2 separate regions of the Mus musculus genome follow, and region 2 is linked to region 1. Evidence: chromatin loops called from intact Hi-C (ENCODE). Cell type or tissue: heart. All regions are shown on one strand. Links, peaks and the distances in the headings refer to the core of each region. The heading gives the core; the rest is flanking DNA. Region 1 overlaps Pomgnt2 (protein O-linked mannose beta 1,4-N-acetylglucosaminyltransferase 2). Region 2 has its middle 19 kb from the start of Higd1a.

Region 1 (10,523 bases), core at 1,571-9,570:
TGGAAGAGCAGGCAGTGCTCTTAACCACTGAGCCATTTCTCCAGGCACTAATTTTATTTTTATTTATGTTTATGTCTGTGAGTATATACCACGTGTGTGAAGGTGACTATGGAAGCCAGAAGAGGACAGCAGATTCATTGGAACTGGAGTTACTGGAGTGGTTGTGTGCCACCGCGTACAGATGCTGAGATGAACTCTTTGTAGACCCTTCTGAGAGCAACAGATGCCCTAAACCATTGAGCCATCCCTCCAGCAGGGAGAAGACTATTATAAAACCCAAGTCCCCTTCATTACATAGATGTTATCTTCACTTTCATGCTAGCCATTGTGTGTTTTAGGCTGACTGTTCTGTTTGTGCACAAGAGAGCTTTGAATCTGAGCTGCACTCAGCCCTGGCTGTTAGACTTGCCCATGGTTCCCCTCAGTCTCCCACTTGGGACTTGACCTGTTTGTCTTTTGTGAAATAGGAAGCCGTAATTCTGTGCAGCCCAGTTTGTTCATGTTAGCCTGCGAGCCTCTCAGAACGGCTCTGCTCCTCCGGTCATTGAAATGTCATTTATTTACCTCTTTTACATGACTGCTCATTTGTATGAACCCCATCTGAGAGATCACTTTGGTTTCACTGCCCCAGATTCCATTCAAGAGTCTATTCTGTTCCCATCTGAAAGTATACTTTTATCAGATAAAAACCAAGCACACACAGGCCCTTTTGTGAGCTGTGCTGGGCTGCACTCACAGGGTTTCTTAAGAGCCTGCTTCAAAACTGGGCACTGTTCTAATCCAAGTTACTGTATTCTGCTCGGTGGTGTAAGGATCCACTTAAACATCTCTTTTTTGTATACGAGTGTTTTGTCTGCATGCACATTTGTGCACTGTACACGCACAGTGCCCACAGAAGACAGCAGAGGTAACCGAGGCCTCTGGAACTGGAGTTACAATGGTCGTGAGCTGCCTCATGAGTGCCAGCAACTGAAGTTTGCTTCTCCGCATCGCTGCTGAGTTCTCTCTTTAAGCCCTCTAGATAAATATTTATATGCCTCTTACTAGTCTTTCAGTAGAAAACCAAATTTTCAGTTTTATGTTTTAATTTCTCCTTATATATACTGTTTTAGGGCTTTGGTTGGGTCTTGTTTTGTTGTTTGAGATTAAAAAAGGCTCAGCCACATCTCACTCCTGACTTTAATGAGAGCGCATCTATGGTTTCACTATGATCAGGGAGAACACTCCGCCAGGCACTACCCAGGACAAACATGGGTATTATGGATATCCCCAAAGGACGCTCTCCTCTTCACCGCCTGCGTGATGTACCTGGCACATCAAAGGAGCTCTACCCAGCATTCTCCCTTCACGGTCCTGACACTAGCCTACCATGTCATCTCCTTGACAACCAAAATTAAAAGTACTGACTGTCAACTCTGCTTCTTGCTATCCAATAAGATGTGCCCAACGACACTCTCTGAGCTGTAGCTTAAGTTGGCTCCTTAGACCACTCCCAAATACAGGCAATCACCTGTTGCCCACCAGAATATGATGATGAAACCCTTCTGCTGAAAACACCAAACACCTGTCGCAGGACACAGAGAAATCGAGATGGAAACGGAACTTCCCCCCTGCTCGCCAGCCCTCACAGTATAAAGTGTTGTGCGGGCTGCTGGCCGGGGGCATATCAGCCACCTTTTGTGGCTGCAGATAGTAGCCAACAGCTAGGCAAGATGGGCCCACTGATGCTACAGGGACAGGTCTGTTATGGGGAAACCAACTGCCTCCTGGTTGGATTTGAGAACCATTCCACGGGAGGGAATTCAGGTTTGACGCTGGAACCTGTTAAAAGCCTGTGGGTGGGGAGGGCATGGGCTCTCTCTCACAGGGAAGCTACTGCCACTGTGCTTCATGGATAGGACACACCTACAAAATTATCTTCTAAAAAATTTCATGCCTACAGACCAGTGCTGCCGCCCGCTCTGTCAAGTTTGCCGTGCCAGCAGTCCCTGGAGACTCATAACTGGTTACGGTGCTGAGAGTAACTACCAAGTGTTCATCCATGGGCAGCTATGTCAGCCTCGCCCAGGCTCGAGGAATATCTGGAAGGGGCAAGAAGAATGGGTGGCTGGGGAGTGGAACACAGACTTCTGGGTCTGACTAGGCTGCTGCACTCTTGAACTCACAGCAGCTGTGATGACCAACCATGATCTGGCCTATCTCTACCTCGTCATGGAAATGGGAGGAGCTAATAGGGCCGCACGGCTCCCTGAGGATTTATAGGTCAGTGTCTGAAAGGAGACATTTTTTTTAGTTGTGTAGTCAACGGTGTTGCCCTTGCAGACAAAACCTCACCCATGTGCTTGTCAGCGACCCTAAGAAACTTGTTGACTCATAAATAAAGACACGAAGGGACTTGAAAATAAGAGGGGTGGGTTGGAAAGAGGAAAAGCTCGGTGGGAGGGGGCAGGAAAGGCTAATGAGGTGAACAGTATTGAAGTGCATTATAAACATGCCCTAAAACATTGCATAAAACCTATTACGAGGTATAATTCGTGCATGCTAACAAGGCATCAGAAAAAGACTTGGGCAAGATGTTCATAATCATTTAATGACTGCTCCAAACACACCTGTCACTCAGCTACAGATGAAATTCAAAGATTATCTGCCTAGCCCACCAACCACGTGACCACTGTTTCTCGAGGCCAGGACCTACACCAAGGCCAAAGCAGGAAACAGCATGGTTATTAGCAAGAGCAGATCCCCGGGCCCTGGCAGGCACCACCTCTTCAGAGCTAGAGAAATCTGCAAAAAGCACACTCGGGAAGCAGGCTTAGTGCAAGCCTACTCAATAAATAGATAATTTATCACCACAGCTGCTAGCAGAACTGTGGACCTGGGAAAGCTGAGCTGCGAGAGGTGCCCTCCAGAGGCCTGGCCATGGTCTGCTGGCTACGTGCTGCACACCAGCACATCTGCAAAAGGTCCCAGGAGGCTCCTGTTAAATATACAGCGGACCCACACCAGGTAGGTGGTAAAAGGTTTGATGTTCTCTGTGAAGGTGTGGTTCTGCAGGGTCAGCATGTAAGGCACATACGTGTTCTCCCCTTGCTCCTGCAGCCACACCTCGTATTTCACCTCCCTCACTTTCAGGTACTTGAGGTTCCACGGGATCTGCCAGGACACAGACAGGCGGGCCTCGGTGGCACCCTGCACTGACGCCTGACATCGAGCCTCCCGCACCTTGCCCGGGTACAGGCTGATTGCCCACCTCTGCCTCCGTGGCCCCGGCCGGCCCTTCACCACACGCCGAATGGATTGCATAAGGGATGGGATGTCCACCCTGGTGTCCTGGTAGATTCGGAATAGCCACTCTGGGTTCCGGCAACAGAGATGCCGGGGGACCTCTCGGCTCTGCAGGATACGGGCCTGCTCAGCCCGGTCCAGGTGGGTGATGCCCCCTTGGTCCCACGGTCGCTCAGGGTGTGTGACTGTGTTCTCCCGGATCATGTTTCGCCAGGCTACATACTGCAGGTCCATGCCAGGCAGTGTGGCCAGCGTCTTATAGGGGGTGTAGTGGTCAGGATTGACAGCGTAAGGGAAGAGTTCAACCACGGTAGCCCCGCGGGGCAGGAAGAGGGCCGTAACCAGCTGGGCCCCATGCATGCTGACCAACATGGAGGCATTGCTGACCAGCCGCACGACATCAGCAAAGGTGTGGTCCTCCAGGGACACTGTAACCGTCTTCATCTGGAACTCTTGTGCCAGCTCCAGCAACAGCTCTGCCTCGTTCAGGATGAGTCTGTTCTGGGTGCGACTGAAGACCAGAATGTATTCCTCCCCCAGGGGCGCCCCCGCGTGGCTCACGTTCAGCCTTTCAGTCATGAAGCGCGTGAACTGCCGGATCTCATTGCCAGAGACCAGGATGTTGGCTTTTGGGCCCTGGGGCTGTACAAAGCCGTATTGGTACCAGGTGGTAACCTTGGACAGGCCCACGAAAGCATGGGAAAAGCAGAGCAGTCGGCCCAGTGTCTTGAGCTGTGCACGTAGAAGCGGCTGCTTGGGGCTGAGGAGTTTATAGAGGTCAAAGTGGGCACCCTCACCCCATCCCTCCATGAAAAAGAGCCGGGCCTCTTGGGCCAGGCCGGGGAACTGCCTCAGTGTGTAGAAGAGTGGGAGCAGGTCATCATGAAAGACGTGCATGAGGTTATCGGGGTTGAAGCGGTTGGCGATGAGGGCTACATCAGGCACGAACACTGGCTTTGGCATGAAGCGCAGGGCTGCAGCGGGCAGCTCCACGAAGTTGAAGTACTGGGCATTATGGTCCTCCACAGTGGACAGGTCCAGCAGGGCCGGCTGGAAGCGCCGGGAGCCCAGGTTGGGCAGCATCACAGATGAGTTGCCATGGAAAAAGATGAATTCTTCGGCCTCATTGGAGTAGCAGAGCCACTTGAAGCGGCAGATGCGGTCCGTGTGGGTGCGGCCTGTGCACACCATGTGGGTGCCGCCCTCCATGAGGATCTGCAGGGCCTTCGGGTAGTCGATCTTCAGTCCTAGGACTGGATCCAGGGACTGCTGTCCAAGGGCCAGCTCCTCCTCTAGCGTGGCCGCATGCTCCCGCAACCGAACATGCTTCCACAGGACCGCAGCCAGCACTGATACCAGGAGGGCGTTGAATACGGCAGAGAGGTGCATCCTATCGCCACCAGGGGGCCTCAGCGAGACGATGGCTGCTGGGCAGTGCCACAGCCCGGGGGACTTCACCCATCCATCCCTAAGTGTACTACTGGAGGACCAGAAAATGCCTGCAAAGGGTCAGAGAGAAGAGTCAACCCAGCCAGGAGTCACAGCACACTCCCACCGTGTGCTTCCTCCACCCTACCTCTTCAGCAAAGCTCCCTGGTAACATAACGTGAGTCAAATTACAGGTTCTAGGCTTTTAAAAGATTTGTGTGTGTTCATGGGCACACGTTACTCTTCTAATCACACCTGCATCACTCAGCTGCCTCTACCTGGATGAACCCTCACCGCCCCCCTTCAATAGCAGCTAGCTGAATCTGTTCTGCTTTAAGGTAAAGTACCTTGTGGCTTCAACAGCCTCTGATGACGCCAAGAGGAGTGTGCTACACATACTTGTGCTGTGGAGGAAAAACATTACCACCATCAGAGCCCCGCAGAACTTCAGCGAGGCACAGGTTTTGGGCCAACATCTATTTCCAATTAGTAATTAGTGCTAGTACTGAGGCCTCTGGGGATTAAGGACCAGGCACATTCACTCACTTGGCCTCCTGGGTGGCCTTTCGTTTGGAATTCAGGCACCTGTTAATAAGAGCAAGTGTTCAAGTGCCTTGGAGGTCAGAGATGATGTACTGGTTGAAATCCTGGCACCCAACCTTTTTCTGATGTACAAAAAGAACCATTTCGTTGTTAGGTTTCCTGAGAGGTGAGGCCTCCAGGGCAAGGAAAAGGGTTGGGACACCTGATGGTCAATAAAGAGCCACATGTGTCCGGAAGCACCCTGGGCACTCTCCTGCCTTCGTGATTCAGAGCCAAGGCTGGGCAGTGTTAGGCAGGAGCTGACTGGCTGCTTCGGTCACTGCTCCTTGAAACAGTGTTTCAAATCTAAGCACAGAAATCTCCAAAAGGAGACAAAGAGCAGTCAGTGAGTGTGGCCGGGTGCCACTGAGGCGCCCTGGACTGGGGCAGTACCCAGCCTTGCTCCCTGGGTCTCCAGGTTAGCAGTGAGATGGTCGTTTCTGTCGATGTCCACTCTTCCTAAGGAGTTCCTCGGTGTCCTCACACATCCTCAGAGTCCCCGTGCTGAATCTCCTGGGAACCAGAGGAGGCAGAGACGCGGCCCTTGGGGTGCCAGAGAGCTCACTTCTGCATTTCTGGCCCAACCCTGCTGTCTAAGAGGCACTGCTCAGACTAGGTGAAGAAGCCAGTCCGTGTTCCTACCCAATGGGCAGGAGAAAAGGGGTGTCTCATGGCTGCCAACCACAAGCAAACCGGCTTGAGGGCACAGACTGCAGGAGAGTCACAGGAACCCTGATGTCTCCAAGTCTCCTGATGTGAGAGAACTGTCTTCATCTTTGAAGCTGGGTTGAGTAGGGGCTCTGGCTTATCACAGACAGGCACCTGATAGGAGGGCACAGCTTTCTGAGTGATGTGCACAGCCCCAGCAGAACAATGCTGCATCCATATCCCTGTGACCCCCCAATCTCCGTAGAAACCGCATGACACAGCAAACCAGTTACAGAGAATCAGCAGCTTGACACCAGTGCCATCTGCTGGAGAGAAGCAGGACTGCAGGAGGCAGCAGGAGACTCAGGTCAGACCCTGGGGTAGAAGGGTCACAGGACCTGACCCTGGCTGTTTCTGGACCCTCAGAGGATGGAAGGTGTTTCTAGTTAGATGTGAGTACCCATCCTATGGCCTTCTAATATGGTGCTGGCAGAGGGTAGTATAGATATGGAAGGGGGGAAATGGGAATTTCTGAGAGTAAACATTCTGCCAGATCCTCCTGTGGTCTAACGCATGGGGTGGACTGACTCTGCTACTTACAGTCAGGCAGCCCCAACCAAGGCCAAGTGACTGGAACTGAGTGACTGGAACCAGATGACTGAGTGTAGCTAAGGGACTGTGCGAAGGCTTCTCCAAGGGCTCTGAGCTCACCCACGGGGGTAAGGCTGTGGCTATGTGGGTTAGCCTTTCTGATTGCGTACACTCACTCAGGTAAACCAGGACTGAGGACAGACAACAGACTTGTTCACCACCTTTGCTTTAGAATATCCTTTCTAATGGGGCCCTGTATTTTGTCACTGTGAAGGAGCCATGGTATGGGGCACTCAGCGGTCATGATAAAATCCAGGGTCTTTCCCACATTCTCCTGCATGACCCCACACCCACTCCAATTGCATTGTAGCATTCTACTTAAGTCAGCAAGATCAAAAGTTTTGGCAGAACCAAGATATCAGACAGAGGCAGGAAGAGCTTTAATCAAAGGCAAATGGAGGCTGCTAAGACTACTTGAGCAAGAGGCTGGAGCCACCTGGGAAAACGTATTATTTTCTCCACCCACTCACCCTGAAAGCCTCTGCTGGCTCCTTAGGGTCTGCAGGCGAGCATGCTCTGAAGACTAAAGGAGACACCCACCCTCTGGGCTCCAAGTGCCCAGAGCTTCCTGACAGACGGGCTCTAGACAGGATGAGGGTCTGTGATGGACACTTCACACGAAGAAAGAGCTTCTCTGCCTGTGTCCAGTCTGGGTGAGGCCACCATGTACATTTTAAAGTAAGAGCCAGGCCCTGCTCAGTGTCTTAGCATATGTGGCACCCATGACAACCACACCTAAAACAAAACCCCTGCCTGTATCACACCAGGAAAAGGAACCCCAATGCAGAACACCCCAGCCCCACCCCATGTAAGAGATCTGTAATTCCTCTGCACAAGTCCCTGACTGCTGGCGGGGGGCTGTGACTGTGTCCCTGCTTATTTCCCCAAGCAAGCCTGGTGATGGAGACAGTGTAAAGGCAAACCTGGCTGAGGACAGAGAAGTTCAAACATGCCAGCTCCAATCTCAACATTACTCTGAGAATGGCCTCAGAGCCTTTAATAGACTCAGACCACGAGTCTGCCCCTTAACAGAAGCAGCTTCTGTGGCCCCTCCTCTGCTCTGCCAGCAAGGAGGGAGAGGGCTGTAAGTAAACTTTTCGGAAACAAACTTGTGTGTGATAAGTGTGTAAATACGTGAGGGTGTGCATGCACATATATGCACATGTGTGCACATGCCTGTGGAGGTCAATGACATCTGTGCACATGTGTGCACATGTCTGTGGAGGTCAATGACATATGTGCACACATGCCTGTGAAGGTCAATGACATGTGTGCACATGCATGTGGAGGCCAATGGTCAATGACATCTGTGCACATGCACATGTGTGCACATGTCTGTGGAGGTCAATGACATCTGTGCACATGCCTGTGGAGGTCCATGGTCAATGACAAGTACTTTCCCTGCTCACTCTCTGTTCTATTTAATTTTTAATGACCTTTTTATTTATGTGTATGAGTGTTTTGCCTGCATCTACGTCTGTGCAACATATAAGTACGATACCCTTGGAGGACCAAAAGGACAACCAATGCTCTGTAATTGGAGTTACAGATGGCCGTGAGCTGTCACATGGGAACCGAGAACCAAACTTGAGCTCTGTGCAAGAACAAGTGTTTTTAACCACCGGGGATGTTCTTGTCTGGCTCCCATGCCAGCCCCAGCACTGGGGTTACAGATGTCACAAGCCTCTGTACACAGCTTTTATCAGAGAATTCAAACTTGGGCCACTTTACCCAATGAACCCAGACCCCTAGAAACAAACTTCCTTCATGGAAAAGATGCTTGCTATGGAAAGGACGCACAGAACCATGGCTTGAGTCAGGTCATTTTCAGGACCCCTTCTCCCTGGTGCGGGGGTCCCAAGCAAGCAAAAAGCACCGTTCATATTCCCTGCCATGCTGTTGTGTGCAACAGGCTGTCCAGTGCAATGGGCCTTCCTTCCAGGAGAGGGGAGGAGCAGAGTGCCTAGGACAGAGCACAGTGCCATCTGAGAGGCAGAGGGACAGCCCCGCGCTCCAGCTCCATGAGAAGCCAAGCTCTCGGTGAGTCTTTATCGCCAACCTGACAGAATCTAGAATAACCTTGGAGACAAGCCTCCCTCAAAAATGTCTGCTGAGGCCTGGACCTGTGACTCAGTGGAGAGCTGTGTTCTCAAGTCTTTCATGACAAAAGACCTTAGCTTTCTTCCTTGATTGTCCCTATGGCAGGCACTGGATGTACGGATGGACACAGGCCCAACACTGAACATGATCAACCACAGCATGGTGTGCTACCAATAGCAGAATGGACACCAGCCAACATTGCTGAACCAGTATTCCTGCCTTGCAGGGCAGCACAGGGTGGGTCATGGCTAGCTAATCCGATTCCCCACTGATCATATGTACAAGTCAGTGTGTGGAGGTAACTAGTACAGTATGTGTGTACCTGTATATATAAATATACACATATGCATACCCAGTATATATGCATGTGCAAAATTATGTCTAAAGGCATGTAAATTGGGCTGTCGAGATGGCTCAGCAGGTAAGAGCACTGACTGAGCATTTGGTCCTGAGTTCAAATCCCAGCAACCACATGGTGGCTCACAACCATCCATAATGAGATCTGACTCCCTCTTCTGGCGTGTCTGAAGACAGCTACAGTGTATTTATGTATAATAATAAATAAATCTTAAAAAAAAAAGACATGTAAGTTGTGTGATAACGTGTGAGAGAGTGTGTGTGTGTGTGTGTGTGTGTGTGTGTTTAGGGAACGGAGTGCAGACTCTTCAGCCCACGTGAACAGAACAGGAAGTAAGGGTTCTGCATGTGCTAGGCACAAACCTGGAGAAGGACGTTGCTGACCTGAGTTCACTGTGGCAGGGGAGGCTTGAGGCCACATAACTCCTGACCTGACTCAGTGGCCAAGCAGGGCACGTGTGCTGAGGAGCAGTGACAGCTGCTGGTGGCCCCCACCTGATGCTCCCCTTCTGCTTCACTGTGCCACATGGTCACCTGCAGACCATGCTGAGAACGGGCTTCGTGGCCCGGCCTGGTTCCTTTCCCTCTTCAAACCTCTCTCCTTATCTGGGAACTTGGGCACTGTCTCCCTCCTACTGTTACAGCTGGAAACCTTAGAAGTGTGGTTAGGATGAATTCAGTTTAGTGGCTCAGCCAGGAAAAAGCTTGGTAGAATAGGCTTTGTTTTTTTCTTTTTAAGAAAGGAAACGAATGAGTAGGTGATTTAAAAATATGCTCCCAAAGTCCTTAAATATAGGCAGTCATTAGGATGCTTCCCACTGACCCCAGGTGACATTATTTAACTCTAATGCTGACACCTGCAGACAGTAAGGGCAGCATCTGACAGGTCTCACCTGGGCATCTAGCACAGGCACAAACTCCATTTCCTGAATGCCCTGGCCAGCACCAGATGCAGGAAAAACTCACATGGGCCTTACAATCTGATAAGGAGGAAGCACCGGTTCCAGGATTCCTAGATGAGAATACAGGCTACAAACTCACAGATCAGGAACCAGTGGGAAACGGAAAAGCAAGGCAGACCACATGACCTGGGGCCTGGGATGGAGGCAGTCACAGCTCAGCTTGCTGAGAGCCTGGCAGGGCAGCAGATATCTGTTCAGAGCCTGGTGCCCACCTGAGGCTGCAGCAGCTGACCACCTTGGGCCGGGGCCTTAAACAACAGAAACTTCCTCACAGTACTGGAGGTTAAACGTCCAGCGTTAATGATCACAGTCAGGGATTTGACACAGCTCAGTCTGTCCTGCAGGTGAAATGTGAAAAGTCCTCATCTGTAATTTCTGGCGACTGTACCGTGTAGACAAGAGTGGGACGGCTGGCCTCACACCACCTGGTGGAATCAGGTGTGCATTGGCTCCTAAGCTCTGGCCCAAAGAGCTGCAGGAGTGTCAGAAACAGCTGTTCACCTGTCGATC
Region 2 (10,523 bases), core at 1,227-9,226, 110 kb before region 1:
CGCGAGTGGGCTTTAATATAAACACCATAGTTGCATTTATTGACAACCAGCTGAGGATAGACTGCTCCAGGGAGAGGAGAATGTGATGTCACCTGAGCTCAGGAATCAGTATTAGAAATAGCTCAGGGTAGGTCTCCGCGGATGGGAGAGACATGAGTGGGTTAAAAGAACGGGTGAGCTTTGGGTGGAGAGTAGGAGAGACAGGAGGGTCAGTGGGAGGGTTACAGAAGTCTAGAAGAGTAGGGCACACATTTGCCCATGTGTACTGTCAAGGCAGTGGCAGAGCTGGACTTTGGAAGAAGTCAAAGCTCAAGAAAATTGGCCATACTCACATGGGTGTGTCAGCTTTCAAAACAGATTAGCTCACTTGGTACAAGTAGATTATCCATGTAACATTCTGTACAACAGCCCCTGTTAAACTGGTGACTAAGGTAATTACCCATGAGTTCTCAGAAATTCTCTTCCCAAAGAAGTCAGGGGAGAGGTTAGCCATGATTGTGGGTATTGTGGGATGGGCGGTGTGAGCCATAGTCACCTGTGCCCAACTGGGAGGCCAAGTGGGATCATGTGCTCCTGTGCCTCACTCTCTTCCCTTCCCCCTCAGCCCCCATCACACCAGCTAGCTCTCTCCTGTTCATTCCTTCTTTTCCTGTTGCTAAGACAAAACACCTTACAAGAAGCAACTCAAGAAAGGAAGGGTTTGTTTGAGGTCATAGTTTTGGGTATATCCTGTCTTTCCTGTCAAGGAAGGCTTGACAGCAGGAGAGCAAGGCTGTGGTCCTAGTCCATCTGAGGTTAGGAAGCAGAGAAGGAGCAACATTGTTGCTCTTTTGTTTTGTTTTGTTTTCAGTCCAGGAAACTTCCTCAAGACATGCCTAAAGGTTTCATCTCCTAGGAGCCTGTCAACTTGTCAATAAGTATTATTGTCACAAGGCTCTATGCTTGAAGTGACTTTAGTTTTACATGAGGGATCCTGAAACCCAGGATCCCTCAGTGTGAGGATTTCAGAGCTGTGGCCAGCAGAGAGGCCTCTTGACCACCAGCCCTCTGCATCTGCCCTACAGAGGGATTTGATGAAGACATTTCATTCAGGGTTGAGGGTTCCAAGTTTCTCTTTCTCTCTCTCTCTCTCTCTCTCTCTCTCTCTCTCTCTCTCTCTCTCTCTCTCTCTCTCTCCCTCTCTCTCTCTCTCTCCCTCCCTCTCTCTCTCTCTCTCCCTCCCTCTCTCTCTCTCTCTCCTCTCTCTCTCCTCTCTCTCTCTCTCTCTCTTCTCTCCTCTCTCTCTCTCCCTCTCCCCCCCCCCCCACTGATCTATGAGTGTAGCAGTCATTTTTTTGCTGTGTTTCTTCAGCAGAACAGTAGTGTTTGGTTTTCTGCAGACTCAGGTATTTGGCCACCTGAGCAGTGTCAGGGATGAGTTCTATGGTGGTTTAAATATAGTTGCCCAGGGATTATTGGCACTATTAGGAGGTGTGGCCTTGTTGCTGTAGGTGTGGCCTTGTTGGAGGAAGTGTGTCACTCTGCAGGGGTAGTGGGACTTTGAGACCCTCCCCCAAGCTACCTGGAAGCCAGTCTACCCCTGACTGCCTTCTGATCAAGATGTAGAACTCTTGTCTCCTTCTCCAGTACTGGGTCTGCCTGGATGCTGCCACACATCCTGCCATGTTGATAATGGACTGAACCTCTGAACCTGTAAGATAACCCCAATTTTATGTTGTCCTTTATGAGAGATGCCTTGGTCATAGTGTCTCTTCTTAGCAGTGAAACCCTAAGACAGGTTTCATCCCATGAGTGGGCCTGGCATCCAATCAGATAGTGGCTGGCTACTCTGTAATGAGCATGGCATCCAATCAGACACTGGCTGTTTACTCTGGAGTGGGCCTGGCATCCAATCAGATAGTGGCTGGCTACTCCCACAAGCTCTGGGCCACTCTTGCTCCAGTGCAGCTTGCAGACAGGCCACTGTTGTAGATCACAGGGTTGTTGTTGGCTTGGGATTTACTGTTCTCCTCTGGTAGGTTACATGGTACACTCCAGTATCATGAACAGCAGGGGTGAAGGCTCTAAGCTACCAGCTTGATTTCTCTATGCTCAGTGCGATGGTAGGTCCTGACTTCAGCAACAGGGCCCTGCCATTAGCTTGTGGAGAGCTATGAGCATCCTTGGCAGTGACCTGGGTTGTTCCTGGCTTCTCATAGGGCCGGCTCCTTTGGCCAACCACTCAATTAGACATAACCCATTCTCAGAACTGGAAGCTCCATTTGGTGAGGAGAGATGTCCAGCTGGGGCTTTGTATCCCCTGTTTACATCACCTTCATATATGTTTATGTTTTAGGAAGCTGGAACTGTATTTAGGTTTCCCTAAGTCCCTCAAACGGCCGTTAGTTAGCTGTTCTTCCACGTGCTCTCGGCCACCCCTAATTTGAGCCTCCATTCCAACCTGCCACCCCCTGTTCATCCATAACGATTCTATTTCCCCTTCCTAGGGTGATCCAACCCTCCTGCCAGCTCCTTACTCTATACCTAACCTCTGGTTATATGGACTGCAGCTTGCTTATCAAATGCTTTGCACTGACATCCACATAAAAGCGAGTACATTCCATATTTGTCCTTTTGAGTCTGTATTACCTCACACAGGATGCCTTTGCTGTGTTTTTCTCCCCCAGCTCCATCCATTGACCTGCTAACTTTACGATGTCATTTTTTAAACAGCTGAGTAATATTCCATTGAATAACTGTACCTCATTTTCTTTATCCACTCGCCCACTGACAGATATCTAGTCTGTTTCCAATTTCTGGCCATTATGAATAGAACAGCAGTGAGCATGCTTGAGGAGGAAGTGCCTGCTGTGTGACTTAGCATCCATTGGGTAGATGGCCTAGAGTGGTAGAGCTGGATCTGAGGTGGGCTTATTCCCAGCTTTCCGAGGAACTGCCGTACTTGTTCCCTAGTGGCTGTACAAGTTTGTACCAGGAACAGATGACCTGCCCTGACCTCGCCTCCTCGCCAGAATGAGCTGCCATCTGATTGACCTTGACAATTCTGAGTGGTTTAAGATGAAATCTTAAAGTCGTTTGATTTGCATTTCCCTGATGCCTGGGGATGCTGAACAGTCCTTTAAGTGCTTCTCAGCCACTTGTGTTTATCCTTTTGAGACCTGTACCCGATCTTTTAATTGGCTCATTTGTTTTCTTGAAGTCCGGCTTTTAAAGTTCTTTATGTATTTTAGATTTTAGCTCTCTGGATGATGTGTAGTTGGTAATTTATTCCCCATTTTGTTTCCTGATTTTGTATGAATGATGGTGTCCTTTGCCATACAGAAGCTTTTCTGTTTGCTGTGGTCCCATTTATTAATTAATCCCAGGTCTTAGTGCCTGTGCTATTGGTGCTCTGTTCAGAGAGTCTTCTCCTGTGCCAATGAGCTTAAGCCTATTCCACACCCACACGCTCTCTTTGATCAGGTTCAGGGTATCTGGCATTATGTTGAGATCTTTGATCCATTTGAAGTTGAGTTTTGTGCAGAGTGATAAGTATGGATCTGTTTGCATTTAATTAAACCAGCCCCTTTTGTTGAAGATGCTATCTTTTTTTCCAGTGTGTATTTCTGGCTTCTTTATGAAAAATCAGATGTCCATAGGTGTGTGGACATAGGTCTGGGTCTTTGATTCGGTTCCATTGATCAATGTGCTTGTTTTTATGCCAGTGCCATGCTGTCTTTATTACTGTAGCTCTGTAGTGCAGTTTGAGATTTGTAGCACAGCGATGCCTCCAGTGGTTCTTTTATTATTCAGGATTGTTTTGGCTATCATGGTTTGTGTGTGTGCATGTGTATTTTCATACAAGGTTGAGAATTGCCATTTCAAGTTATGTGAAGAATTGTGTTGGATTTTGATGGAAATTATATTGAACAGATATGTTGGTTTTGGTAGGATGGGTGTTTTTACTTTATTAATCCTATTGATGCATGAGCATGGGAGATCTTTCCATCCTCCGATAGCTTCTTCAATTTCTTTCATCAATGTCTTAAGGTTTTTTTTTTTAATCATACAAGTCTTTCACTTGCTTGATTAGAGTTAATCCAAGGTATTTTCTTTTATTTCTTGTGGCTGTTGTGGAAGATATTATTTTCTTGATTTTTTTTCTCAACTCATTTGCCATTTGTATATAGGAAATTTACTTATTCACCACCATCACCCCCCCCACCCCCCACTTTGGTTTTTGAGACAGGGTTTCTCTGGGTAGCCCTCACTGTCTTAGAATTGCTCTGTAGACCAGGCCTCAGCTTCACAGAGATAGCCTGCTTCTGCCTCCCAGGTGCTGGGATTAAAGGTGCGCACCACCACCTTCCAGCAAAGTCTACCGATTTCTGTGTATTAATTTTGTGTCTTGTTACTTTGCAGAAAGAGTTCATTAGGAATTTCCTGATGAGATTTTTAGGGTCACTTATGTATACAATCATCTTCACATAAAGATAATTTAACTTCTTCCCTTCTTGTTTGTATCCCCTTGATCTCCTTCAGTTGTCTTACTGCTCTAGCAAAGACTTCAAGTACTGCACTGAATAGGTATGGAGAGAGGGGACAACCTTGCCTTGTTCCTGATTTTAGTGGGCATGCTTTGAGTTTATCTCCATTTAGGTGGATGTTGGCTGTGCGCTTGCTACAGACCACCTCAGTTTGTCGAGGTATGTCCCTTATATCCCAATGTCTCCAGGACTTGAAAGGACGTTGGAGAGTGAAGACTGCCCAAACCTGATCCCCTGGCCAGCACAGTCAGCAGGTTTTGCAGGGAGAGAGCAGAGAGCCTCCAGCATTGGTGTTCAGACCGAGATCATTACTCTCAGCACAAAAGCTCCTGGAGACTTTTGTTATGGGCTCAGCCTATTGGGTTTGTGAAAGAAGCTTGATTTTTGGTTAAAGTGTTAAAGAAAGCAATCTGCTTCCCGGGAGCAACTGTCCTATAACACAGCAGCACAGTGAACATCCCTGCCACTTGCTGTATCCTTAGCTGAGTACAACCAACCAGACCTTGGTGTGGGAGGCTGCCTGGACACCCACACCTTCCTTCTCTGCACTCACAGCCTCTATGAAAGGGCACTGGTCCACCAGGTCCTCTCATCCTCTCCCTGCTCATCCAAGCCCAGTGCTCTCTCAAGGAGAAGGTCTGGGTGAGGTGGTGTGAAAAAAAGAATTCTTGTTGTGCACATGGCTTTGTATTTAACCAGTTCCTCAGTGCTGAAAAAGCAGGGGCCGATCCTGCAAGAGACGATAGGCATTTTATTAGGTAGGAATCCTCAGCAGGACTGGCCTGCTTACCTTCTGGGGACCCAAGGGCAACCTCTACTGGCAGAAACATGCTACTACATCAGGAATATCCCAGGAATGCTTTCTCTCTGAAAAAGACTGTTTCCCAACATGTATATAAATCACACACCACTTACAAGCGTTAAAGTTTCTGTGAGATACATCTAAATGACAGTGCTCTGCAAATCTAAAAAAGTGTTGCATCAGCAGACCTTAAGTGGCTTGAAGCCCTTCCAAGACTTGAGATGGACACTAGACCTATGGAAGCAGTCACCAGCCCTGGGACTCAAGCCACATCAGCCTGGCTACCAGCCCTCATTTCAGCAGTTTCTTTCCACCAGGACAGTTATCTGTGTGTTCTCTGTGTGTGCACATGCCTGACTCTCTGTTTTTTATACTACATGCATATAAGGTGCCCAAAGGAAACCAGAAGAGTGCATCAGAACCCACATGGCTGGAATTACAGGGGTTGTGAGTTGCTGGGAATTAGACCCATGCCCTCTGCAAGAGCAGTGAGCTCTCAAAGTGAGCTCTCTACTGCTGAGCTCGCCCCGAGATGTTCCTTATTGGTCTGCTTTCATTTGTTTTCCTTTCCTTTCCTTTCCCTTTCCCTTTCCCTTTCCCTTTCCCTTTCCCTTTCCCTTTCCCTTTCCCTTTCCCTTTCCCTTTCTTTCTCTTTCTTTCTTTCTTTCTTTCTTTCTTTTCTTTTCTTTTCTTTCTTTCTTTCTTTCTTTCTTTCTTTCTTTCTTTCTTTCTTTCTAAGATTTATTTATTTATTTATTTTATGTGAGTACACTGTAGCTATCTTCAGTAATACCAGAAGAGGGCATCGGATCAGATCCCATTACAGATGGTTGTGAGCCACCATGTGGCTGCTGGGAATTGAACTCAGGACCTCTGGAAGAGCAGTCAGTGCTCTTAACCACTCTCTAGCCCCTTTGATCTGCTTTCGTATTAATAATTAGTCATTTTAGTTTAGGGTTCCTTTGGGCACCTAAATCCTTACAAATGCTGTAGCAAATCCGGGCTCTGTGAAGATGAAGTTCAAGAAAGAACCCAAATGGAAGTGTCTTTGGCTTTCTTTGACCATGAACCTCCCTGGAACTACCCTGGCAGGAGCAGAGGTACAACTGTGTCCCTCCCTCTGGCTGTTAGACTACTGAACAATGGCCCAAAGGATAAAAATTTCCTGGAAATCCTATGCAGGGGGCAGGGAATACTTGACATGCTGGTGCTAGCTCAAGGAGGAGCCTGTCTCCAGAGAGATTATTTCACACGGTCTGACAACTAGTCAGATCACCTTACAGAAGAGACTCGTGTAGACGTGCTGGGCAGGGGCATACCTTTACCAGGACTGCAGAGTTAGGATTATCTCTTGCCCAAGCCTCTGGTTGAGGAACTACCTCAGTCAGTAAGGAGCCCGAGTTTGGATCTCCAGCACCCATGCTCAAAGCTGGACCTGGCTGTAACCATCCACAATCACTGTCTTAGAGATGTCTCAGGGTATTCTGCAGCCAGGATAGGACACAAGAGGTCAAGACGACAGCTTCTGTGTTATTTGCCTGTAGCCACTCCCCCAAGTCCTCTGGGAGCTCCTTAGGTCTGCTAGACTCAAGTATGGTCCTGAGGTCACAAGGACCACTCAGTGATCAAGACAGAGGCTTTGTGGTTGGCATAATCCCGGAGCAGGGAAGTGGAGGCAGGAGGATCTTGCGCGCCCGACTCGCCAGCAAGAACGACGCCACAATAGGATCCTTCTGCACACGTTTATTGGGAGAGCATTGATTGCAGAGGCGAAAGACCCTGAGCCCAGAAATGGTGCTGCTTATATAGGCCTAGGAGTGACGTGTCCATACCTGATTGGTTATGCTACCAGTACCTGATTAATATGCGTCGGGCCAGGCAGTGACTGGACAAAAAAACTTTACTGCATATGTACACATTGGTTATTTGTCCAAACTTATGCGTGGTGGCCAGCAGTAGCCAGCGCTACTCTGCAACGGCACATGTGGCTTCCCACAGGAGGATCCTGGGCTTGCTGGCCAGCTAGTCTAGCAGAATCAGTGAGAGAACCAGAGAGTAAGGTAGAGAGCAACTGAGAAAGATAACTGATATCTAACTCTGGCTTCCACATATACACACAAACATACACAGAGAGAAACACCTACAGACACAGACACACACAAAGACACACAGACACAACACAGACCCAGACATATGCACACACACAAACACAGAAACACACACATCCACAGATACAACACAGAGATACATATTCACACAGACACACACAAAAACACAGAGAAACACATACAGACACAACACACACAGACACACAGGAACACATACAGACACAACACAGACACAGACATACAGACACATACATAGACATACAGACACACACAGAGACATACACAACACAGACACACAGAGACACACAAACACACAGCCACACAGAGAGACACAGACACAGGACAGACACAGACAGACACACACAGATACACAGACACATACACAGACACACACACACAGAAACACACACACGCATTCTAAACCTCATGTCATGACCCTGAATACAGACATGGGTGTCCTGCACCTCACTGTTCCTCATCTCAGTGTAGCCACAGACTGAATAAACTTTTCTCTGCTTTTCACTATTACTTGACTCTTTGATCGATTGCCATTATTGGGGCTGGGAGGCTGAACTAACTACCTTACTGGGACATCCAGAGCTAGGCTTTGATCCTAAAATTCTGGTAATGTCTTTGTAAGTCACGGCTCTAGAGGAGTTGACAAACTACAAACACATCAAATGGATAGGACAAGACAAGCCTAGATGTACGTCAGAGAGCACCGAGGCCCTGGAGCAGTTGCAGCCTGCAGAGAGAGAGGCAGTGCACTGTGAGGCACCGTGGTGCACTAGGCACAACCACTCAGAAGGTTCCTGGCACTGTGTGCAGATGCCAAAGGAGTCACCTTAGGTGCAGGAGGTGAAGTGAGATCCTGCAGGGTGGATCTTGACCATACAGAGAGCCCAGGAATGCCCACTCAGACTACCCAGTCGTTTGTTGGCAACTGCCTCGTCCACAGGTCTCCCCTCTTTCAGGCCTTTGCAAAGATGACTAGTGCGGCAGGCTTTAGCATCTTCCCCAAACTCCTCACGTGGTGACCTCTATAAAACTTTCTCTCACTTCCAAACTACCTCAGACGCAATCCTCCCTGCCACAGATTGCGTATTGGTTGGCTGTTTTGGGCCACAGAGTGAAAGGTCTCCGGTTTGGGGTTGAGGTGGGACACTAAGGCAGATTATCCTGTCTAGTAAGAGATTTATTAGTTTAGCACCACGAACGTGGTGGAAGCTCCAATGAGAGTTCAGACCCTCAAGGCAAAGTGTGGGTTTCTTTTAGGTCTCAGTGGAAGGGAGAGTTGCCCTGTAGTCAGGCTGTCCCTGACTCCCAGTAAGCAAGGAAGAGGGAATCTTGCACTGCCAAGAAGGAATGTGTAACATGAAGGATGTGGGGGCGTGAAGGGAGGCACTTTGAGTTAAGGTGTGCCCATTATGTGGGCATAGGCATGTGTCCCCCAAGATGTCCCAGCCTCTGGTAATGAGCCTGCAAACTTCCTTGGGGAAATGAAAATGGCCCTGGAACCCAAACGCTTGGTGAATGGATGCTATTAGGATGTTACAGATTCTTAGACGTGCTCCCAGTAGAGGGCGCTGGTCTCTTCCTTGCTAGTGGCTGATGGGCTGGAGAGATGGCTCAGCTGTTAGGCGCACTTGCTGTTCTTCCAGATGGTTTGACTTCAGCTCTTAACACCCAGGTCAAGTGGCTCACGACTCCCTGTGGCTTCCGCTGGGGCGAGGGCGGGGCGGGGGTGGGCGGAAGCTCGTTTCTGGCTTCCGTGGTTACCTGAGCACGTGAACACGTGTGCATAAGCACATGCATACATATAAAAATAAAAATCCTAAAGAAATTAAACAGGCTTCTGCAGGGGGCCTTGGTCTGAGCAGGAGTGTGATCCGGATTTAAACAGAGAACTCTTCGTCTTCAGGAACATTTGGTTTCATGACCTTGTTCCGGCTCAAATCTCTGGAATGTTTGAATCTGGGAGCCTGTCGAAATTGTAGGGATCCTAAAAGAATCTGGCTCAGTCGCCACAACTTTAAGAAACTGTGGTACACTGTATGTTGTGTCTATGTGTATTTGTATGTGGGTGTACACATGTGTCCACGGTGAACCTGGCATTCACCAGCTCGGCTAGAGGGCAGCAAACTCCAGGGATCTGCCTGTCTCTCTCCAGCAATAGAATTACAGATGGGTGCCACCCACTCATCTTTTTTTTTTTTTTTTTTTAATTTTAAAATTTAATTTTTATGCTTGCATGTATAACTGCACCATATCCCCTGGAACTAGAGTTACAGACAGTTGTGAGCCATTGTGTGCATGCTGGGAGTCTCGGATCTTGGAAGGGCAGCCAATGCTCTTAACGGCTAAAGCAGCCCTCAGGCCCCCAACACCCAGCTCTTTGTATGAACTCAGGTCCTCACGCTTGTTCAGAAAGCACTTTACCCACTGAGACATCTCCCAGCCCTTTGTATGTTTACTAGTGTTCTAAATTCAAGATACACCAGTAGTTCTGGGAAACAGATTTTCCAGGAAGTCATGGGTGATGTCTGTTGACGGGATATGAAATTCAGCTTTAGTGCTGACAAACTGTGGGGTCATATTCCAAATGAAGGAATGACGAGGAGGTGTAATCCTGCTTCCAAGTCCCCAGACCTTTTGCATGCCAGCTGTGGATCCAGATTCCCTCTGTCACCTCCAACTTGTTTCCCTTGCCCTGTGTCACTGGAAACCTGGTCCATCATCCGACAGACAGTGAACACAGTGTGGGACTCATGTTTATCAGCAAGGTCCCAGACACTTCCTGAGGCTTCAGTGTATCCAATGGGCCACTGTGGACTCAGAGTACCACAGAAAAACAAGACACAATTCTCCCTTCCAGGAGCCCCCGTCTGGAAAGGGCAGTGTCCCTTAGTCATGATGGATTTCTGAATGAGCTGCACGGGCAGGAAGTGAGTCCCGTTTTTCCGTTTGTGCAGCCTGTCAGCCGTTTGTAAACACTGACCCCACCCTTCGTGGCACAGCCTTGCTGTCCTAACCAACATTCAGCCATGAGATCAACCACAGACCCTGAGCAATCTCCAAGCAGTTAGC

The links. Hi-C counts contacts between places; a loop is a spot of excess contacts. Peaks named below come from ENCODE experiments on the same cell type or tissue, not always from the same donor. Only the 100,000 strongest peaks of a DNase experiment are listed, where the experiment ranks them.
Region 2: a loop joins it to region 1, with 2.9 times the contacts of the local background. A loop is called at or near these places in 21 of 42 quality-filtered maps.

The regions. Positions count from the first base shown.
Region 1 is chr9:121,979,040-121,989,562 of GRCm38, forward strand. It overlaps Pomgnt2 (protein O-linked mannose beta 1,4-N-acetylglucosaminyltransferase 2), which reads right to left. Exons shown (of 2, transcript NM_153540.4): 2 at 2,567-4,784. The coding sequence starts at 4,674. The coding sequence ends at 2,932. Gask1a (golgi associated kinase 1A) reads left to right here. Exons shown (of 5, transcript NM_177743.5): 5 at 1-1,169. Among named protein-coding and RNA genes, the nearest start is that of Gm39463, 12 kb to the right of the region's middle. In heart, for the core only: a CTCF peak has its summit at 4,680 (motif pointing right); DNase peaks (open chromatin) are centred at 3,362, 4,622 and 6,262.
Region 2 is chr9:121,871,919-121,882,441 of GRCm38, forward strand. No RefSeq gene overlaps it. Among named protein-coding and RNA genes, the nearest start is that of Higd1a, 19 kb to the left of the region's middle. In heart, for the core only: CTCF peaks have their summits at 5,347 (motif pointing left) and 9,002 (motif pointing right); a DNase peak (open chromatin) is centred at 9,083; H3K4me3 peaks cover 215 bases; H3K27ac peaks cover 270 bases.